2 separate regions of the Mus musculus genome follow, and region 1 is linked to region 2. The links are chromatin loops, found by intact Hi-C in ENCODE. Cell type or tissue: left cerebral cortex. All regions are shown on one strand. Each heading gives the region's core, and the rest is flanking DNA. Links, peaks and the distances in the headings are about the cores only. Region 1 overlaps Tut4 (terminal uridylyl transferase 4). Region 2 holds the start of Prpf38a (PRP38 pre-mRNA processing factor 38 (yeast) domain containing A).

What was found. Hi-C counts contacts between places; a loop is a spot of excess contacts. Peaks named below come from ENCODE experiments on the same cell type or tissue, not always from the same donor. Only the 100,000 strongest peaks of a DNase experiment are listed, where the experiment ranks them.
Region 1: a loop joins it to region 2, with 2.3 times the contacts of the local background. A loop is called at or near these places in 8 of 42 quality-filtered maps.

What each region holds. Positions count from the first base shown.
Region 1 is chr4:108,501,775-108,513,152 of GRCm38, forward strand. Tut4 (terminal uridylyl transferase 4) reads left to right here. Exons shown (of 31, transcript NM_175472.4): 9 at 1,192-1,261; 10 at 4,050-4,176; 11 at 6,133-6,252; 12 at 6,447-6,659; 13 at 10,262-10,436; 14 at 11,098-11,378. Among named protein-coding and RNA genes, the nearest start is that of Gm23138, 9.4 kb to the left of the region's middle. In left cerebral cortex, for the core only: no CTCF peak of the experiment used is centred there; no DNase peak of the experiment used is centred there.
Region 2 is chr4:108,572,217-108,583,252 of GRCm38, forward strand. It overlaps Prpf38a (PRP38 pre-mRNA processing factor 38 (yeast) domain containing A), which reads right to left and starts at 7,120. Exons shown (of 10, transcript NM_172697.3): 1 at 6,769-7,120; 2 at 4,713-4,872; 3 at 3,153-3,274; 4 at 590-675. The coding sequence starts at 6,898. It overlaps Orc1 (origin recognition complex, subunit 1), which reads left to right and starts at 7,238. Exons shown (of 17, transcript NM_011015.2): 1 at 7,238-7,359. In left cerebral cortex, for the core only: no CTCF peak of the experiment used is centred there; a DNase peak (open chromatin) is centred at 7,107; H3K4me3 peaks cover 1,803 bases; H3K27ac peaks cover 567 bases.

The sequences.
Region 1 (11,378 bases), core at 1,031-9,030, 72 kb before region 2:
GGTGGTGGTGTGGTATATGCATGATAGTTGTTCTTTTATACCTTCTGGGTCCCTGGAATCAAACTCAGGTTGTCAGGCTTGGAGACATGGACCTTTATCTGCTGAGTCATCTTATTAGCCCATTTATGAGCTTGTTACCATTGGGTTAGGAAATTAATTTATATAAGAAATAACATACTTGTTTTAAATACACAAAAACTTAAAAGCATATTATAAATATGAGTTAAACATAATGGTTTTTGCTTCTTGAGAATTATAGAGAAGTGTTCAGCCTATTATAACTTTAAAACATTCATCTCTTTCACATCAGAGATCATCCTAAGTTATATGTAGGTTTAAAAGCATTTTAAAGTATGTTCTATTTAATATAAACCTGCTATCTAAAAGATTTTTCATATTTTGTGTTTCAAACCTCTCATAAAATTTTTTGTGTTTTTCTGCCATAGTCACTGTGTATAAAGATATTTCTGACATAACGGGTTTCTAGTACATATTTTTAATCATAAATCATTCCATCAGGTACTACTGAGATTTTTCTTTGAGTTTTTTTCCAAATGAAATGTCAATCCATCTGTTTTTACATAAAGTAGATATTTATATTTAATTTTAAAGTTTAATTTATTTTATATACCTGTTCATGCTTGTTTTCTCCTTCCAACACATGCATGCTGGGGATTGAACCTTTCCTGCTGGGCTATCCCCAGGCCCCGAAGTAGGGATTTATGACATGAAGTCTACTTTGGTGGTACATTTCACTGCAGACATATGCTCTTCCCATGTTAGTGTCTCCTTAGGAGCTTCTATTAGGCAGATTTTGAAAATATTAATTAGGTGGGGTCAAGAGCTATACTTGAAAGCAAAACATACTTCTATGGCTGTAGCCCTCAAAAGTAAGTGATATGCCCTCTTTGTTGTATATTCGTGAGTGACATTTCCATATCTACTTGGAAATATTCACATTTTAGAGGTCTTATGGTGCTTATGATTTTTCAGACAGTATTTGATACTGTTGTGGCTTGTGGCATATAACAAATGACTCCAGGAGAGGTAAGAGATTCTTTTGGGTTCATTTTCGTAATGAGAAGAGTGAATTATTTCACAGAAGTAATGAGAGTGAATTTTAGAATGAAATTATTACTTACTCTTTACTAGAAATATTGACATTAACTTACTTTCACCCCCTTTTATTAGCATTATATATAGATGTGGAATCTGATTTTCATGCTAAAGTTCCTGTTGTGGTGTGCAAAGATCGGAAAAGGTTGGTAATGAAGAAAATAAGGTATTTATAAAAACTAACAAAAGCCTGTATGGCTCAGGAGATGGCTCAGTGGGTAAAGGGCTTGCTGCACAAACACGAGACCTGAGGACTTGAGTTTGGATCCCCAGCACCTAGATAACAAGCTGGGTCATCTTCCTGGAAAAAACAGGAAGTTTCTAGGGACATGCTGGGCAGCCAGCTTATCTAAAATGTTGAGCTTCAGGTTTAGTGAGAGACCCTGTTTCAAATAGGAACATAAAGAACAGTAGTCAGAGATACCCACAATTTATGTACCTCTGCTTATTATACACATGTGTGACTGTATCTGTCCATGTTTGTGAATATATACATAAACATGTACATACACTTGCAAGAACATATTCACATGCATATGCACACTCACCCCAGGGTCAGCAAGATGGCTCATTTGCCACATAAATCTGACAAATTGAGTTCTATTCCTTGGATTCCATATAAGCCATTAATCATAAACACTTACATGGTATTTACACAGGGTTCCCTCCCCCCCAAAAGAAAAAAAACATACAAAGAATCAGATTTGTGGCAAACAACTTCAAGAGAAGAAATTGTGTGCCTTAGGTTTCTTACTAGGCTTATTTGACTATACTAGCTGTCATCTATTAAAGCACGTCAAATGCGTGTGATTAAGAAATTGAGCTAGCAGAGAATTAAAAATAAAACACTTTAGGTAAAACTTTTTTTTTCTTTATTTGTCTAAATTCATTTACTCACCCAACAGTGCTAAGAGCAATTACTTTTGTGTAATTATTATATTGCTCTGGACATATAAACGTAAATTAAGAAATAGCCACTCTTGATAAGGTTTTACTGCCTATTATAATCGAGGGGCTAGTGAGATGGCTTAGTGGGTAAGAGCACCTACTGCTAAGCTTGAAAAACTGAGCTTATCCTGAGACATACATCCACAGTAAAAAGAGAGACTAAAAGTTGCCTTCTGACATCCACTAAGGACGTGCATGCATGTGCGCGCGTGCACACACCCAAAATAGTGTTTTTTTTTTTACAATGTAGTTTTTGTTTAATTGCCATGACTCATTGTCTTTCTAGTCAGATGTCTCTCTCTAGGCCTGAGAGGGTAAAAGTACCTTTGAAAAAGGAAAATTAGCCAGTTCTGGTGGTGCATGGTTTTATACACCGTACTGGAGAGGCAGAGGCCCCAGATCTCTATCATTTTGAGGCCAGGCTTGTGTACATGGTGAGTCCCAGACCAGGCAAGACTAAATAGTGAGGCCTTGTCTTAAAAAAATCAAGTAGGATGCTGAATTTTACTTGAGGTCAACATGGGGGAAAAGTACAAAAATAGATGTTTTTCTGTTGATTTATTCAGTTGTTTTTCTTGTAGTCTAACATATTTTCTTATTTAAAGTCAGAAGGTTTTATGGTGATCTAGTTTAAGTAGATTGAATGTGTATGTGTGAACATTGCTTTCCCTGACACATGTGTGAAGGTCAGAAGACAACTTTACAGTCTTAGTGTTCTCCTTCAAAGCTTTTCATGGGCTCCAGGATGGGTTGGGTTGTAAGGGATGGGACTGAAGTCTTCAAGCTGGCTAACCCATCTTTTCAACCTAACTTCCTTATTTTCTAAATTAGAAAATTGAGACTGGGAGGGGTAAGGATTTGTACAAATTTATATCCTTTAAGGCAAATTCAATACTGGAAAATAGGCATTTGACTTCTGGTAGGTCATAGTAAAACAGAAAACAGTGATTTTTTGTTTTTAACATTGTATTAAACTGCCTGTATGGTACATGCAGCTTTAGATTCATTATTCTCTTCTCTTCTCTCTCCTCTCTCCTCTTTCCTCTCTCCTCTCTCCTCTCTCCTCTCTCCCTTCTCTCTCCTCTCTCCTTTCTCCTCTCTCCTCTCCTTTTTTTTCTCTCTCTCTCTCTCTCTCTCCTTCCTTCCTTCTCTCTCTCTCTCTCTCTCTCTCTCTCTCTCTCTCTCTTTCTTTCTTTCTTTCTTTCTTTCTTTCTTTCTTTCTTTCTTTTCCCTTTCCCTCTTCTAGATATTCTCTACTATATTCCTCTCATTCTTAAGGGAGCTCCTGTTTTCTACAAAAGCATGAGTCATGGATTAATAAGTAAATTCTAATCTTTAAATTGAAAGCACCAACAACATTATGAAAGCTTGAATATGAAATTAAAGTTGAGAAGTATAGCTAGTAAATTTGTTTTATTTTTTTAATCATGGACAAAGCAAAAGAGAATGATTTAAGAGAGAAGTATGCTAGTGTTAATGGTGGCTCAGGTTTGTAATTTTCTCTTGAGCTAAAATTGTATTTTTAAATCTATATATCTCTCTATCTATCTATATCTATCTACATATATATCTATATATCCCAAGTGTAGGCTGATAAGGTGGCTCCATGGATAAAGTCACTAGTCCCCATACCTGACCATCTGAGCCTGATCTGTGGGACCCAGCTTGCACGAGTTCCTCTGCTTTCCACATGCACTTCATGGTACACATGTGATCATACACAAGAAATAAATAGAAGAAATGGTTTACTATGACTTAAAACAATTATTTTTTTTATCTATATGTATATCTGTTGTGAGTGCTAAGAATGAAACTAGTGTCTTCTACAAGAGTAGTATAGGATCTTAACTACTAAGCCACTTTTCCAGTCCCTGTAGTAACTGTTTCAGTTATTAAAATATCATGATGGAAAAGAGTAGCGTCTGGGATTTTGAAGCATTCTTCTTTTAAAGGCGTTAATACAATGAATTGTTTCTCATTCACAGTGCTTTACTGTGTAGAGTAAGTGCAGGAAATGATATGGCGTGTCTCACAACTGACTTACTTGCTGCTCTTGGCAAAGTGGAACCCGTCTTCACTCCCTTAGTGCTAGCTTTTCGCTATTGGGCTAAGGTAAGTGGAACAGAAGAAAATTAGTCAAGCTTTTTCTTGTTTTGACATATAATTTATAATGTGTAGAAGAAAGTAGTTGTCTGCCCCACATGGAAAATTGTGTGACTGATTTCACCAAAGACATTAAAATAAGGTTTCATATGCATGTAATAAGTTCCTTTATCCGTCCTTCAAGTTGATGTTTGGAACTATAGATAAGCACTAAACCATTATAATACTTATTTTTTTCATTATTCACATTTGTGGTTAAGTTTAATTTATAAGTAAGAGAATAATAAAATAGAACATTTATGACAGTGCCATGCAATTAGACTTGCAAATTGTTTATTTTTTGAATTTTCCACTTAATTTATGTTCATTGCTCTTTCAAATTTATTTATTTTATGTGTACAGGTGCTTTTCTCAAATGTATGTGTTGGGTGTCTGGGACCTGGGGAGGAGGAGGTGAGAAGAGGGTGTTGGAGCCTCCGGTACTGGAGTTACAGACAATTGTGAGCTGCTATGTGGGTGCTGGGAATTGAATTGAGGTCCTCTACAAGGACAAGTGCTGTTAATCTCCCTTTAAAGAGTTAATCCATCCATCCTTCCTTCCTTCCTTCCTTCCTTCCTTCCTTCCTTCCTTCCTTCCTTCCTTCCTTCCTTCCCTCCCTCCCTCCCTCCCTCCCTCCCTCCCTCTCTCTCTCTCTCTCTCTCTCTTTCTCTCTCTCTCCATCTTCCTTCTCCTTGTTTATTTTGCCTTTTAAGACAGGGTTTCTCTGTATAGCTCTGGCTGCCCCAGAACTCATCTGTAGATCAGGCTGTGCTATGATTCACAGAGATCCTCTTGCCTGTCTTTTGAGTGCTGGGATTAAAGGCGTGTGTGCCACCACACCCTGCTTCCATTACTTTAACTTGAACTTTCCACCTGTCTCTGCCTCCCCAGTGCTGAGATCAAAGACATATATCCCCACACCGGGTTACATTGTATTTTTAATTGTTACACTATAGTCATGTTCTCATGCCAGAAGGGAAGCAAATGGCTCCTTACACACAAATAATTTAAAATAGTTCTATAGTAAATAAAATTATCGTAAATAAAAGACTTAGTAGTTGGGGAGGGATTTGGCAGTGGCCGTTGCTGCTCATTTGGAGAGGGGAATTTGAACAAGATTCTTCACTGGGAGACACTTCTGTCATCAGACGCTGAACCTTACAGTTTTGAAAAAATTGTCCATAGGAACCCCAGTTCTTTTATTATTATTATTTTTTAAAGATTTATTTGTTTTATGTATATGAGTACACTATTGCTCTCTTCACACACACCAGAAGAGAGCTTCAGATCCCATTACAGATGGCTGTGAGCCACCATGTGGTTGCTGGGAATTGAACTCAGGACCTCTGGAAGAGTAGTCAGTGTTCTTAACCACTGAGCCATCTCGCCAGCTTCAGGAACCAATTCTTTATGGCATATGATATTCTCAGAGATAAGAATTGAGCCCGGGGCCAAAAAGGGGGAGTGGGTGGGCAGGGGAGTGGGGGTGGGTGGATATGGGGGACTTTTGGTATAGCATTGGAAATGTAAATGAGTTAAATACCTAATAAAAAATGGAAAAAAAAATATACGAAAATCCATCAATGTAATCCAAAAAAAAAAAAAAAAAAAAAAAAAAGAATTGAGCCCGGCCAATACCCTATTTATTTTAACACTTGAGCATGTAAGACAAGTGTGGCAAGATGCTTGCAAGTTCAAGGCTAGACTACACAGTAAAATCCTGTATCAAAACATGGGGGATGTGTTCAGGAAATCAGTAACGTGGGTATTATATTCTGAATGGTAAGATTCCAGATTATTTCTTAGGTTTCATTTTTATTTGGACTTTTTGTAAAACAAAACAAAAACAGTGAAGAACGAGCTACTGTGTTTCACATGAGTGAAGAAAGCTCAATGCTAGAACTTTTTTCTATTTTATTTTGCAGCTGTGCTATATTGACTCCCAAACTGATGGTGGAATCCCTTCTTACTGCTTTGCTTTGATGGTGATGTTTTTTCTTCAACAAAGAAAACCCCCTCTTCTTCCTTGCTTACTTGGAAGTTGGGTAAGCATGCGTTTGCATTGCAGTGTGTGTGTGTGTGTGTGTGTGTGTGTGTGTGTGTGTGTGTGTGTAGTTCTTATGGAGTGTTGTGCTCAAACATTTTAAGGTGGAATTCTAGTTTCTCTATTTTTTCTCTTTCTCTCTCTTTTATTTTTTAATAATTTTTTATTACTAATTTGGAATGCCCATTTATATAGATTGAAGGCTTTGACCCGAAAAGAATGGATGACTTTCAGCTGAAGGGCATAGTAGAAGAGAAGTTTGTGAAGTGGGAATATAATTCAAGTAGTGCAACTGAGAAAAACTTAATTGCTGATGAAAACAAAGCTAAGGCAGACGAACCAAAAGATGATACCAAGAAGACAGAAACAGACAACCAAAGTAATGCTGCGAAGGCAAAACATGGCAAAGTAAGCTTTTGTTTTTGTTTTTTGTTTTGGCTTTTCTACATGTAGAATTTATGACACCTTTAGTGAACTTCTTGAATAGCAGTAGATTGAGCTCTTGGCCTCATTTCCTCAACTATACAGTGAGGGGTTGAACTGTTTTAGTTTTTGGTACTGAGATTATCTAATACATTTATTTCATGTATTGTTTGAATCCTGTCAAGGCAATTAATTCTGTTTCCTCATTCCTTTCCTATCCTTTTTTTTTTTTTCTTTCTTTTCTTTCTTTCTTGATTTTTTTCAAGACAGGGTTTCTCTGTGTAGCCCTGGCTGTCCTGGAACTCACTTTGTAGACCGGGCTGGCCTCAAACTCAGAAATCCACCTGCCTCTGTCTCCTAAGTGCTGGGATTAAAGGCGTGTACCACCACTGCTTGGCCTGTTTCCTTTTTCATTTCAACCTGTAAAATTCCCTTTATGAATTAGGTTTTCATTAAAGCTTAAGCATATTATGGATTTTTGTAGCCAGATTGTGTGGAGAAATAAAAGTCTTTTGTTCTATAAGGGGCTGGCTTACTTATTTAATTAGTTCAGCACACACTTATTAATAACCTGCTGTGTTCCAAGCATTTTCTTGAGTGCTAGACAACTGTAGGAAAATATACATGGATATTGCCCCTCAGAAACCTGTACTGTTTTAAGATTATAGATGCCTTGTGTTTGAAATGATTGCTCTCTTCAACACTGAATTCTTGTACTTCCCTGATTTTCTTCAGTAATCCCAGTTAATGATCTTGATTTTTAGTTTACTGAAAATACTGAAGCAATCGACAGAGGGCTGTAAACTCACCATCATCTGCTGTCATATACTCACATTCTGCCTTGTTACTTCTTTTTGTAAAGGAACTTCCAGTTTGGAATCTACAGGCATCTTCTCCATTGCCTTCTGAATTAATCCAGGACAGTTATTACTCTAGCAGTTTTCTTTCCTTCCTAAGTTCCAAGTTTTTCATTTATTATTGAGTCAAACATTTTGCCTTTTCTCCCATTTTAAAGAAAAATGTTAGGGGCTCTTTTTCCGAGCTATTGCTTGGTTTCCCTTTGTAGTAAAACTAACAGAATTGGTTATAGTATCCATATTTTTTATTTTTCTCTGTTTTCTTATACATTATCAATTTGCCAAAAACACATTATCAGCTTCTATTTTGTTAAATTTCATGGGTACTTAAAACTATCTCTTTTGGTGCAGTAACATTTCCAGTTGATTATTTCCTTGGTATAATTTCAGTACACCACAGTTGTTGCTGCTTAGTCTTTCTCAGTTTCTTTTGCTGATTTGTTCTTTTCCTTCAGTCAGTTAATGCTGAAGTGCTACAAGCTTGGCTTATGATCTTTTTTGATTTGTCTTCTTTCTTTTGATAGGTTAAGCGCTTTCTGTAGGATGACAAGTACTCTGTTTTGAACTATGTAATTGTATATAACTCCCTATTTAGTGTTGGCTTAGATATCTTTATGTATCTTAACTCACCTTTGGGTCTTATTGTCAAATTTGAAGTTTTTCATGTTTCATCAGTTGATAGTATTCTGTCCTTTCAAGCATCCAGTTTAAAATTTCAGAAGTATCCTTTATTCCTGTCTTTCATGAAAACCCTTTATCAAGTAATTCAGAAATCTTGAATTTTGTTATCTTTACTTCAAAGTATATCCAAAATTCCATCACTTTTCACCACATATAGTTAACTAACCTGGTCCTAGCCAATTTCATTCTGGCCTGGATTTTTACTATAGCCTTCTAACAGATAATCTCTGCATGTACTCCCAGCCTTTATCTGTATTTAACAACATAATAATCTGTCTTTTTTTTTCCCCCTTGGTTTTTCCAGACAGGGTTTCTCTGTGTAGCCCTGGCTGTCCTGGAACTCACTCTGTAGCCAGGCTGGCCTCAAACTCAGAAATCCACCTGCCTCTGCCTCCCGAGTGCTGGGATTAAAGGCGTGCGCCACCATGCCTGGCACAACATAATCTGAGTCATTGTTAAAAAGTTAAATTAGATATTGCCCTTGTTTGTCCTTACACAAACATGGTTTAGTTGTTTTTCATCTAATTAGTATAGAAAAAAGCCAGTAGTTATTGGATCACTCTGCTTCTTCTACCAGCTTTTAGTATTCTCTCTCCTCCCCTTCCTCCTGTGATGCTGAGAGTCATCTGGTTTTCTTTTTAAAGTTAGCCACTCTTTTGCATTAGATATGTTTATCGGTTCCCTGTTCTTATAATACTTTCTTTTCCAGTCAGGTTAGGATTCTTCAACAAAACTGATTTCTGAGACTGAGTTTACTCACTGTAAATTTTTTTTGTTCCTAGATTCCCATCTTCTTTGTTATGTTAACCCTCCCTCCCCAATCCCCCTCCATGGCACTTAGCTGCTTCTAACTTACTATTTAATTTACTTACCAATGTGTTATTTTCTTTTTTGGGGCAGTAAGCGTCATGAAGGCATGCACCTTGGTTTCTTTCCAGAGTATTCCAAATCCCACCTTAAGTTTTTAGCTTTTACTGCTGTTGTCAAAAATCATCTGTGTCTGCAGAATAAGACTCTACCTTATTTGGGTGGAAGTATAATGTGGTGATTTAAAATACAGACACATAGCTGGGCAGTGGTGGCACACACCTTTAATTCCAGCACTTGGGAGGCAGAGGCAGGTGGATTTCTGAGTTTGAGGCCGGCTTGGTCTACAGAATGAGTTCTAGGACAGCCAGGGCTACACAGAGAAACACTGTCTCGAAAAACCAACCCAACCCAACCCAACCCAACCCAACCCAACCCAACCCAACCCAACCCCACAGATAAAGTAGCCAGGAAGCCAGGTGATCATCAGACAGCACCTTGCTTGGTAGTATGTGTTTCAGAGCATTGTTAATGTAGGCTTAGGTTTTAGAGGCAAGCATGAGTAAGGACGGTAGCCATTATATGCTGTAAATATGAGGTTTTTTATTTTAATATCCCTAGCTCAAATCTAGGAACATAGTAGGTTCTAAAGAAAGGTTTGCTGAATAACAATCTTTTTTAGTTTTTGAAAATAAATTTTGCAACAAGAAATTGTAATAGCTGTCCAGTAATTTACAACCTTGACTGTGCATGAAGTTCACTGTAAAGAGCTTTACAAAATTTAAGACTAGTGTAGTGCGTGTAATTTTAATATTTGGAAGGTTGTATCTAGCCTTTGTTACAGCATGAAACACACCTACTCAAAGAAACAAAGAAACACAAAAACCTACAAGGATAAGCCCCTGGGTTCTGTTTACAGCTTTCTCATCCCACACACTCACACATACAGCACCCCGTCCTCAGTCCAAATATGCCATATCAGTTAAATCAGATTCTTGGAGGTGATATGGAATTTCATGCTCACCTGGTGATAGTAATGTGCACTCAAACTTGATAATCACTGGCTTAATGAAAACACAGAATTCCTTGGAGTTCTGTAATTCAAACTGATTGATTGCTTTTTTAAAAAGTGCTTTCTTTATGCCTGACTTTGAAAATATATGTACTTTATTTTTTTCTAATTATCAATTTTTTTATTTTATAGTTTTGAGAAACTTGAATTAAAAGTATTTTCTTTTCCAGTCTCCTTTAACATTGGAAGCACCAAATCAGGTACCCTTGGGACAGTTGTGGTTGGAGCTGCTAAAATTTTACACACTGGATTTTGCTTTGGAGGAATATGTCATATGTGTACGGATACAAGATATTCTAACTAGAGAGAACAAAAACTGGCCTAAAAGGCGGATAGCCATTGAAGGTGAGAGAATACATTGTACATGTGTGAACTATTTGTGTATGTTCCCCATCATTTAACACTGAATCCTAAGCTTTCTTCCTGTGTAAGCTAATGACAATGATGATTGATGTTGACTGGGTTTCACATCAACTTCCAACCATGTAATTATGCTATGACAAAAAACCAAATGTAGTTTGTTCATGCCTGCAATTACAGCACTTGGGGTGCTTAGGCAGGAGAATTGCCTTAATGAGTTTCAGTTTGGCTTAGACTACAAGAGTGAGACTCTGGCTCAGAAAGGCACTATGACAAGAAATGAAATTGTTAGTGTGTTTACTGGAATTTGAAATGTTTCATTTGGTGACTGTGTATCAGGGAAGCACAGTGATACAGGTTCTCTTAATTTCTTGCTTGAAACCGTAATTGAGTTGACTGTATCTAATTTCTTAAAATTAATATTTCCCTTTCCCCTTTTAATTTTATGGAAGAAAAGATGCCACATTTGTTTTATCTCTGCTCTGTTTTCAAGAACTCACTAGGATCCTAGACTAGGAAACTTTGGGAAAGTGTATTCTCTTGATAGCCTAGCAGTTATAAGATCTGTTTGTATAAGCATGGAAATGTAATTGCTGGTGGAGACTAACTATTGATTTTTCTTTTTTTCCAAAACAAACAAATCTAGATCCATTTTCAGTCAAGAGGAATGTTGCCCGGAGCTTAAACAGCCAGCTTGTATACGAATATGTTGTGGAAAGATTCAGAGCAGCTTATCGATATTTTGCCTGTCCTCAAAAGAAGGGTGGAAATAAATCTACAATGGATCCTAAGAAGAAAGAGAAGGGGAAGCTAAGCAGTAAGAAACCAGTGAAGTCTGATTGTTCGGCAACCAATTGTTGCATTCTTGGGGAAAGTGCAGAAAAAATACATATGGAAAGAGGCCAACCTGCTAAACATGATGAAACG
Region 2 (11,036 bases), core at 3,037-11,036:
GGCACAATAAACTTTCGGTAAGGTTGTTTAGTTCTTTCAATATTTTACAATTTTATCTGTGAAGCACATATGCCAGAGTGTACATGTGGATGCTAGGTTAGCTGATCTGTAAGCTTTTGGCATTATCCTCCGTCTTCCTTCTGTGTGGGTTCTAAGGATATGAACTCAGAGTGTCAGGCTTGTACAGCAAGTGTTTTACCCACTAAGCCATTTTCTCAGGCCTAAAGGTTCTCCTTTTTTTTGTTGCTTCATGAATAGTTATCACTTTGGGTGTGAAGGAAGATGATAAACAAGACACAAGACGTTTAAAGGATTGAGTGTTTTCTTTCTCATTCTGAGTGATCTTTCTTCTGTTTCTTAGCCTAGCTTACCAATTTGAAAAAACAATACTCCAGGTATATTTGGGATAAGACATCCTTTCCTCTATTCATTTTCAAAGCCTACCCATGAAACATTACCTGCTTTTATCTCATTCCCTACCCTTTGTAAATTTTGGTATAAGGACTTATTAAGACAACTCTTAAAGCTTCAGTGTTTCAGTAGGTATTTGTGTTTATGTGAGAAGTAAAAGGTGACCTTTGTCTCATACCTGTAGCCGGGGCAAAATGATATCACAGACTCTCTCACTGTGCAGGAGTTCATAAATGAACTCATCTACATGCATCAGCACAAACTCTGGAAGAGAAAAATGACTAGATTAAGCAACCTGCAAATGACTTAGTTACGCAAAGAGTAAAAGAATCATGAAAGTTTATGTGAAGCTCCCTACGTGCCACACCTTTCCTTCCTTCCTTTCTTTTGGAGACAAGAACTGAAAGTAGGGCCTTGTGCTTGCTAGTGCTTCATCACTATGTTAAATCCCCAACCTTACCTTACCACTGGACTAAGTCCCCAACTTTGTGCCTTACCTCTTTAAAAATGTTTACTTACATTTATTATTTACATATACCACGCCCATGCACAAGCTTTTGCTACAGAATATATGTAGCAGCCAGAAAAAAACTTTCCAGAATTTATCCTCTTCAACCATATGGGTCTCAGCCTTGACAGGAGGTATCAGCCCAGTCAAGCCTCTTTAGAAAGAAACTAAGAGATGAATGAGGGGTCTAGAGAGATGGCTCAGTGGTTAAGAGTGCTGACTGCTCTTCTGAAGGTCCTGATTTCAAATCCCAGCAACTACATGGTGGCTCTCAACAATCCACAATGAGATCTGACGTCCTCTTCTGGGGTGTCTGAAGACAGCTACAGTGTACTTAGATATAATAAAAAATAAATGTTTAGGTTGGAGCAAGCAGGGCTATCTGAAGCAAGCAATCTTCATTCCCAGCAACCACATGATGGCTCACAACCATCAGTACAGCTACAGTGTACTCATACACATAAAATAAATCTTAAAAAAAAAAAAAAAAAAAAGAGAGATGAATGAGGCTGTTCCAGGTAGCAGAAGCAAAAAACAGGAGACAGAAACATAAAGGCAGACACTATTGGTCTTGAATTATGTCATATAGTCTTGACTAGATTAGATAACTCAAGAATCATCATTCATGTTAATTTTAATAGATCACTTAATAGTAACTTCTCCCACTAATCCATAATGTCCCCAAATATACTATATTTCTCTTTTAGAGGCCTGTGGTGAGATAGCTGAGTAGGTCAAAGCTCTTGCTACACATGCCTGATGATATGAGTTTGAGTCCTAGAACTCACAATAGGAAAAGCAAAACAAAACAAACCCCAATAACTCTCAGATTTGTCTGACTTCTACACATGCACAATAGCACATACGTGCTTACAATCACAATATAGACAAAATATTAAAACAAAAATATTTATTTTTTTATAACATAAAATGACAATTTTTTAGAATCTCCATAGCAATATTAACTTAGTTGTATGGCTCAAGTGACTTCGCATACCTCTATCACCCTACTCAAAGAAAGTGTAATTAAGTCTAGTAGTGAGTGGGCCGGGATACTGCTCAACATATTGTCATGCACAGGACCACCACAGAGCATCTTAGATACCACAGTCATGTTGCTTCTAGTTCGTGAGTGACATAACACCTGGCATATTACCAACTCTCAATATATATGTTTCAGTGAAGAAATAAATTAATAAAAGTTTAAAGTATAATACAGATTGAGAATTCCTAAGGAGTATTTGAGGTTTCTGGATAGAGATGATCAATTGATAGTTTATATGACCATTCTAAAATCTAAAATGCCCTGAAATCTGCAATACTTTCGTTTTAAGCCATTTTGAATAGGGGAATATTCAACTCACACTAAATTGTTAATCTTCTATATCCCGAAGAAGATAGGTGTCTCTCCACTGGAGAGTCTCTGATTATATTACTAGAAATCCTTCCTCAGCACAGGTGTATCTCCAAGGCCAAGGCCAGTAGCCCAGTGGCAGAGCACTCACCTCACATGCATGCTGCCCTCCCTAGGTTCAATTCTCCAATACTATTCCCTCCCAAGACATGCATGGTAGTGCACTCTTGTAATTCCCATATTTGAGAGGCAGAGGCCAGAGAATCAGAAGTTTGAAGTCATTCTCAGCTACAGTACAGAGTTACATGTCCTCAAAACAAAGCAAAACAAAGATGTAGCTACAAAAGATAGAAACAGGGGGGTGGGTATGGGGGACCTTTGGGATAGCATTGAAAATGTAAATGAGGAAAATACCTAAAAAAAAAAAAAAAAAAAAGATAGAAACATCTCCTTGGATATGCTTAGTATCTTCAGTGGAGTCCCTATATGAGTAACATAGGTCCACTTAGTCTACAGAGTACAGCATAGTGTGGAAACAATCCTAGAGAAGCAGCCTGCAGGGGAAAGAATGTCAAGCTGTAGGATTTGGAAACTAACCTTGGGCAGGCTAACGCAGGTTTTATAAAGAAACCATTTTGAAGCTTCTACATCTTGTGGATGGAGCATATGTGGAAAATATATCTGACTTAAGTCAGTGTTTAACATGAAATGCAGCAGGGAAGGAAGGCAGCCATGTTCCCAAGGGGTTAAGGCCCACCAAGGCTAAGGCTTCCCCTGACGGAAGGGACACAGCGACAATGCCCATGCACAGGAACACTCAGCGCGTGTGAAAACGAGTGACAGGCCAAGGAACAACAGTCTAGAGACTTGGCCTCATACCTCCATTTCGGTTCTGGCTCTTGATTTTTCGATAGTCATTGTACAAAGGCTCCAAGTACTTGTAGCAATCAATTGCAGTTCCTGTGAGCCGCATGTAAAGTGCCCCCAGCATCCGGACATACCTACCAGAGAGAGTACAGTGAAACAGCAGGCCATTTCAAGACTTCCTGAGTTTTATAACTGGCTTTTCTCATGACAACAGTCGGTAAAAATGTTTCTTGGTTTTTTTTTTTCTTCTTGTTATCAGATAAAGCTGTAATTCTGAAGATATCGTAGAACAGATGATGGCTAAAATATGGAGACCTAGTCAACTTCCTAATCTACCGATCACGAGCTGTGAGGGCTTGCTACATGTTGTTCAACTTTCAGGTATATCATCTGTAAAACTTTACAGAATTAGCCTAAGATTCCAAAAAGGTAACACTTACAACACAGTAAACATAATATATATTTTATAATAATGCTAGAACATGCATACATAGGCACAAATGTAGGTTCTAGATAAAGGTCAAAGTCATAGAGGTTAAAATTCTGATTTCATAAATTACTAACTTTAGTACCAGATATTGAACGTGTTTTCTCAACCTCTAAAATGGAGAATCTGCTACCTAATGTACTACCTTGGTGCAATAAATAAATGCAAGAAAACTATAGTGTTATCAACAGTATGAGCATATGTTCTTACTAAGTTAATTTCTAATTGTCTTTTTTAAGTATTATCCCTCCTTTTTCATCTCATATATCCAATTCCTTACTCAAATCTCCATTTGAAATTCAAGCTTCATCATGTGAGAAGAACAGTACAGCAATGAATATGCATTCTGGCAGGAATCCTAAGTGAAGCCTAGTACTCAGGAGGCAGCGGATAGAGGACTGCCATAAATACAAGATTAGCCAGGACTGCATTGTGAGGCAATATCTCAAAAAAACCAAACCAAACCAAACCAAACCATCCTCTGAAGCCAGCTTTACCTCTCCAGCTCACATTGGAGGAATCAGACTCAGCCCCCTGGCATTTTTCTGCCCTCAGGCTTGATCTCAGCCACAGATCTATGAATCACTATATGTGAAGCCCTTAAAACATATTTTGTTCGGCATAGGATCAGCTAATATACCTGCCTCCTACACCTGCCTCTGCATTCCTAGAGAATAGATAATATGAAACAGCTAATTACGTTTACCCTACATTGATAGGCTTTAAATAATTAAAGAAATTCTATGGGGTCACAGTCAATAGGTAACAAAGTCTAAATAAGATACAGAACTAACCTTTCAACTAACATCTTATGTTGTATGACTCCCACATCTGATGGCTACCAACATATGGCTTTGATGAGAATCTGTGTGTATGTGTGTATGTATGCATATGTACAAATACTATGTGTGTATACTTATTTAATTTGTGAAATCTGTTTGGGGGAAGGGGGAGTTAGGTCTATGTTACCACAGCAAACAAAATACAAGTTCAAGGGCAAAAGCGTGTGGAAATGAAACACAACAGTCCTATTAACAAAGCCAATTCTGAACCACTAGAAGTGTTGTACTTGTTAACATACTCACTTGAAATCTTCATTTTTTATGAACTCAACAATGATATCCTTCTCAGGTTGAATCTGAAGCATTTTCAAGGTTAAACACAAAAAAGGAGTTGGCTTTATGTTTCCACCATACACACCACCAACGAACTTTAACTCCATGGCTTTGTCCACTACAAGTTCAGCTGAAACAGCCAAAAACAAAGTGACATACATCTTAGACATATTAAAGGCTTTAGTTTTTCTTGGCCTTAGTTTTTCTTGGTTGGAAGGTTAAATAGCTAAAGGTTTAGAGTTCCTAAATAGTCAATAAGAATTTAATATTAAGAGAACAAGAGCTTATTAATAACAGCCTTAAAAAGGAAAAAAACAAAAAACCCTGAGCATGGTGATGATTGCTCAGTCCCAGCACTCAGGAGGCAGAGGTAAGCAGATCTCTGGGTCTGAGGCAGCCTAGTCTGCAGAGTGAGTTTTAGAACAGCCAGGGCTACATATGCCTGGAACTACAGCACTACAGAGAGAGACAGACCCCTCGTCCCAGTCTCCATTAATTGTTTAGTCCATCAAGGAAGGGTGGGACTCATGAGTCCTCAATCTTTATACAACAAATTATGAGGGAAAAGTCCTCTTATTACTACCAGATGCTGGTCTGGGGTGGTGTACAACTTTAATGCCGGAACTCGGGAGACAGAGGCAGGCACATCTCTGTGAGTTCAGGGCCAGCCTGGTCTACAGAGTGAGTTCCTGGACAGCCAGGGCCAGGACTACACAGAGAAACCCTGTCTAAAACAAAACAAAAAAACAAATAATCATTGTCCTGGCTTCCAGCTAAGGATAATGAGAACAAAAAAGAGCTTAAGTGATTTTACATGCTCAAGAACCACAGCCAGAGTCACACCAGGTGAAGCTGAACAAAGCTACGACAGCTGACAGAGAGCCACTCTAAAAAACTTAGGAGCCAGCGAGGTGGCTCATGCCTTTAATCCTAGGGACCAGAAGGGGAAGGCAGATGAATCTCTGTGTGTTCAAGAGAGTTCCAGGCCATCCAAGGCCCCCTGTCTCAGGGGAAAAAAACAACAACAAAAAAACCCCAAAACAAAACAGAAACCTAAAGGACTAGGGGAAGCAGGTCAAAAATGAAACTACTGACCCATTTAAGAACAGCAAGAATTTTATTATAGGAATGGTGAAGTTCCTTGAACATCTTCAAGCTGCATTAAAGGAACCCTTATCTGGTCCCTGAGATAAACAATCTAGGACCCAGCAGACTATCAATAAATAAATAAACAAATAAATTAATTAATTTAAAAAAATGGAATGGCTCAAAAAAAAAAAAAAAAAACTAAAGAAATCCTTCAGCATCAAGAAAGACCGGTCAAGCCGGGTGTAGTGGCGCACACCTTTAATCCCAGCACTCGAAGGCAGAGGCAGGTGGATTTCTGAGTTCGAGGCCAGCCTGGTCTACAAAGTGAGTTCCAGGACAGCAAGGGCTATAGAGAAACCCTGTCTCGAAAAACAAAACAAAAAAAAGAAAGACCGGTCAAGCAGGACGTGGTGGCGCACGCCTTTAATCCCAGCACTTGGGAGGCAGAGGCAGAGGCAGGCGGATTTCTGAGTTCGAGTTCGAGGACAGCCTGGTCTACAAAGTGAGTTCCAGGACATAGGACAGCCAGGGCTACAGAGAAACCCTGTCTCGGAGCCCACCCCCCCCCCCCCCCAAAGAAAGAAAGAAAGAAAGAAAGAAAGAAAGAAGGAAAGACCGGTGAGCCCTGCGGTGCTGGTGTATTCCTTGAATTCCAGCACTCGGGAGACAGAGGCAGTTCGAAGCCAGCAGTTCTCCAGGACAGCCAGGGCTATTACAGAGAAACCCTGTCTCGGAAAACGGAAAAGAAAAAAGAGAAAAGAGAAAAAGATCGTGTCAGATTTGTCTGTGTCCCGTCTAGTACAAGTCCAGGCACAGAGCAGTTTATATGAATAGTTGACATACTCTTCCAGTATCACCCCCAAAGGGTCCGTCCTTCCTCACTCAGACAGAAGAAACCACCCGTAAGCCGAGACGCGGGCTGCGCGCTGTCGCTCACCTGTAAGTCCAAAACACTCTTCTTTCCAGTACTTTGATTCATAGATTCGCGTCCGGATGATCTTCTCCACCAGATACTGAGGGTTGGTGCCATGGATGCTGTGGGCATCCTTCACTGTACGGTTCGCCATTTTAGAACTCTTTCAATTCTATTTCCGTCGGCTTGCTTAATACGTCACATTCAGTATTTATTTAAAAGAAGGGAAAAAAAAAAAAGGACTACCGGAGGCTAGGGAAACATTAAGGAATCCCTTGCGACCGCGGAAAGCCACCAGCTTCGTACCGGAAGCTGTGGCGTAGAACTCTTTCGCCGGAATACGCACACCCCGCACCAGAGAGGGCCCAAGCAAATTGGCGGAAGTACGTCATGAACCCCCGGGAGGGCGTGGCGAGTGTCCGAAACGCCAATCAGAATCACACTGTGGGCGGGGTTTCGGTTAGTGGCGCGAAAAGTTTTCTCCTGTGCCTTCAGTTCTTAGTCAGCTGAGAGCTGGGACTACGTGTTGTAGCCGTGGTCTCCCGGAGGAGCCAGACCTGGACGAGCGAGCGTCCCCCAGCTACTCCAGTGCCTGGACTGCAAAGCGTCGGCGAGGTGAGTGCGGGTCGTTGTCCACGGACTGCATACACGTGCACCTAGGGCCGTCGGTGCCGGCACCGCTCGCAAGCCTGTAAACCTTCTCGCCTCCCCGGAGCTCCAGGAACACTTCCTGCACTGAAGGAGACCTCGGAGAAGCGGGTGGCGCCGGCCCTCGGTGGGGAGCCTAAGGCTTTGGCTCTCCGCGTGCACTGCTTCTGAAAAGCACTCGCAACCTTTCCTCTGGAACCGCGGAGCTGGTGTTGCTCTCCGCTTTACTGGTGATTCCGCCCAGAGACAGACTTTCTCTAAGTCACTTTCTGGGACTTTGGCGTCTCCTCTCCACATGGCTTGCCCTTAAGTGAGCTTTCATCTCCAATCACTGGAGAAAACATCTAATGGCTCGTATTCTACTTTCTTGGGTCTAGCCTTCTCTTAACAATTGGAGAAATTGGGAGTTCTAAGCTTTGAGCTGTGAGATTCCTGTCACGAGGTCTTTTTAGTTTTCCATAGAAGTCGAATAATCGTAATTATTTTCTACTGTAATGGTTTTTAGACATTTTTCTGTGTAGAGCCGGCTGTCCTGTAGCTTGCTCAGAACCAGGCTGGTCTCGAATTTAGAGACTGCCTCTGCCTCAGGCCCTAGAATTAATGGCATGCACCACCACACCCTGTTTTTTCAGAATTAGATTGGGGAAGGTGCGGGAGGGGGGTTCAAAACAGAGTTTCTCTCTGTAGCCCCGTTTGTCCTGGAACACTTATAGACACACATCTCAGCCCCCTCTCCTGAGAGGCTCCTCCAGACTGTTGTTGCTAATCCTTCCTATAGACAAGTTGTTCCTCTGGCTTCAGGATGAAGTTCTGGGGACAAGTCAAACTTCTTGGAATCCATTGTTTCAATAGTTGGCTACAGTAGGATGGGCATTGGTTTATCATACCGTATTTTCTCTTAGTCTGATTATCTTAGAACAGTGCTTAGCACACAGGCCTCAAATAATATTGGTTGAATAAAAAGAGATACTATTTTTCCATTTTGTGGATTAGGAAATGGGTCCGGTGGACCTGCCACTCTGATTGGGAAGCTGTATATATTACTGTATATAATAAGCTGCCAGAAGTAAATACTATTTTCACAGGTGATACGATGATACATAAGGTAAGGTAGCTTATTGGTATCTGACTGTTCAGACTTAACTTGTACAAAGATAACATCTCCCTTTCATTAGCAAATATTTATTATTGAGCATCTTCTATGAATTTACATTGTTCTGGGGTTACTTTAAAGATTTAAATGAGGTACATGTGTCAAGAGTTTGGGCTTAACTTTTATTAAGGTTCCTTTTATGTTTTTGCATTGGGTATGGTTCCTGTACTGGGTTCAGACTTGTGGTGTCCTTCCATGGATATCGCTAGAAGTCAAACTCTTCTCTTTGCCAAACCAATCCTCCTGGCTCCCCAGTCCATTCACCATTTTTGCTGATAATCAAAATCATTTTGCTGATGGAGGGGGGGGGTTGGGGGTGTGTGGAAGAGTAGTTGATTGAGCTGTGTATTAGCATTTCAACATGCTTTTATATGAGTGTCATTCCTCAGTGGAAAGTTGATGAATAATTAGGATTTCTGGAAAGAAGTCCTAAGGACAGCAGGTAGCAGGCCTTTTGTACTGTAGGCATCTAACTTGTCATCTTTTCATTTTGTGAGGAATCCTACATTTTGTGTGCATGTGTTTGCCAACTTTCTGTTGCTATGACACAGTACTTGAAAAAAAAAACAAGGAAGATAGATTTACTTTGGCTTACAATTTCAGATATTTCTGTCTAGGGTCATGTTAGGACAAGATAAGGGCACCCCAAAGGCTTGTCCCTAAGGATCTACTCCTTTTACCTAAGTCATGTATGTGGCTATATATGAAGTATGTGCCTGGTGTCTCCAGAGGCCAGAAGGAGGTGTCCTATTCCTTGGAACTGTAGTTAAAGTTGGTTTTAAGCTGCTGTGTGGGTGCTCAGGTTCTCTACAAGGGCAACAGGTACTCTTACCATTGGGCCATCTCTCTAACGCCTGTTTCCTTGATTTTAAGAGATTTCAAAATTTCTATCATCTCCCAAGTAGCCCATCAATTTGTGAACCTTTAATCCATTGAAGAGGTCAGATACTCTGTGAGCCAATCAGTTCCCAAAAGCCTATCACATGGCAGCCCTGGCTTTTATCAGGTGACCTTTGGGAAAATACAATTCCAAGCTACAACAGTGCAAGTTTTTTAATAGTTTGATTAATTTTGTTGTTCTATACTACTAATGGGAACACTTTGGTTCATGTCTTTTCTGATAGGTATACGAATTACCGAGTCATAGAGTGGGCATACATCCAAGAATTTGTATGAAAGTTTTTTTAGTTTCCAAAAATGACTATATAAGGTTTTTGTTGTTGTTTTAATTTTGAGAGAGGGTTTCAGTGTGTCACCCTGGCTGCCATAGAACTCTATATAGACCAGGCTGGACTTGAACTCAGATTTGCCTACCTCTGTTTCTCAACTTCTGGGATTGAGCACCATCATGCCTAGTATCTTTACGACTTTAAATGCCCTTTAAACACCATTTATCTTAAAGTTAGATTATTTGAGGATTATAGAAGCTTTGATGGAAAATAGGAATTTGCTACAGATAAATCATTCAGTTGATATTCCCATTTTATTTAAATGAATACTTACTGAGTACTACAATTTGCTTGAGTCTGTGCTTTTTATTTTAGAGACATTTGTTTTCATTGTGGAAAGTTGGGGCAAGTTACAAGATTTATTTCTTACAATTGTGTGTTGCATCAGTGAATAAAAAGAATATATGTTTGTGATGGTTTGTCTATCCTTGGATCAGGGAGTGGTACCATCTGAAGGTGTGGCCTTGTTGGAATGGGTGTGACCTGGTTAGAATGGGTGTGTCACTGTGGGTGTGGGTATAAGATCCTCACCCTAGTTGCCTGGAAGTCAGTCTTCCACTAGCAGCCTTTGGATGAAGACATAGAACTCTCAGCTCCTCCTGCGCCATGCCTGCCTGGATACTGACATGCTCCCACCTTGATGATAATGGACTGTACCTCTGAACATGTAAGCCAGCCCCAATTAAATGTTGTTTTTATAAGACTTGCCTTGGTCATGGTGTCTGTTCACAGCAGTAAAACCCTGACTAATACAGAAGTTGGTACCAGGAGTGGGGTATTGCTGTGATAGGCCTGACCATGATTTTATTTGAAAGAATATAGATTTTTGGACTTTGGATTTGGAACTCGGTGGAATGCTTTAAATGAGACTTAATGTGTCATCCTAGTAGGAATATGGAAGACTTTGCTGCTGGGAGTAATTTGAACTGTGTTAACCTGGCCCAAGAGATTTCAAAGGAGAAGAATTTCAGTATGTGGCATAAAGACTGTTTTTGTGGTATTTTGGTGAAGAATGTGGCTACTTTTTAACCCTTGTCTGAAAAGTCTGCCTGAGGCAAAGGTGAAGAGACTTGGATTAATTGCATTGACAAAGGAAGGTTCAAAAAAGCCCAGCAGAGACTTTGTTCTCTGGTTAAGTCTCACATAGAGAAGTTTGAACAAGCATAGCAAGCTTAGAAAGGCAAAATATAAAATATATGGTTCGAGTATTGAAGGAGTACCAGGAAGTGAAATGGAGCAAAATCTTGTGTTCTAGGAGATAA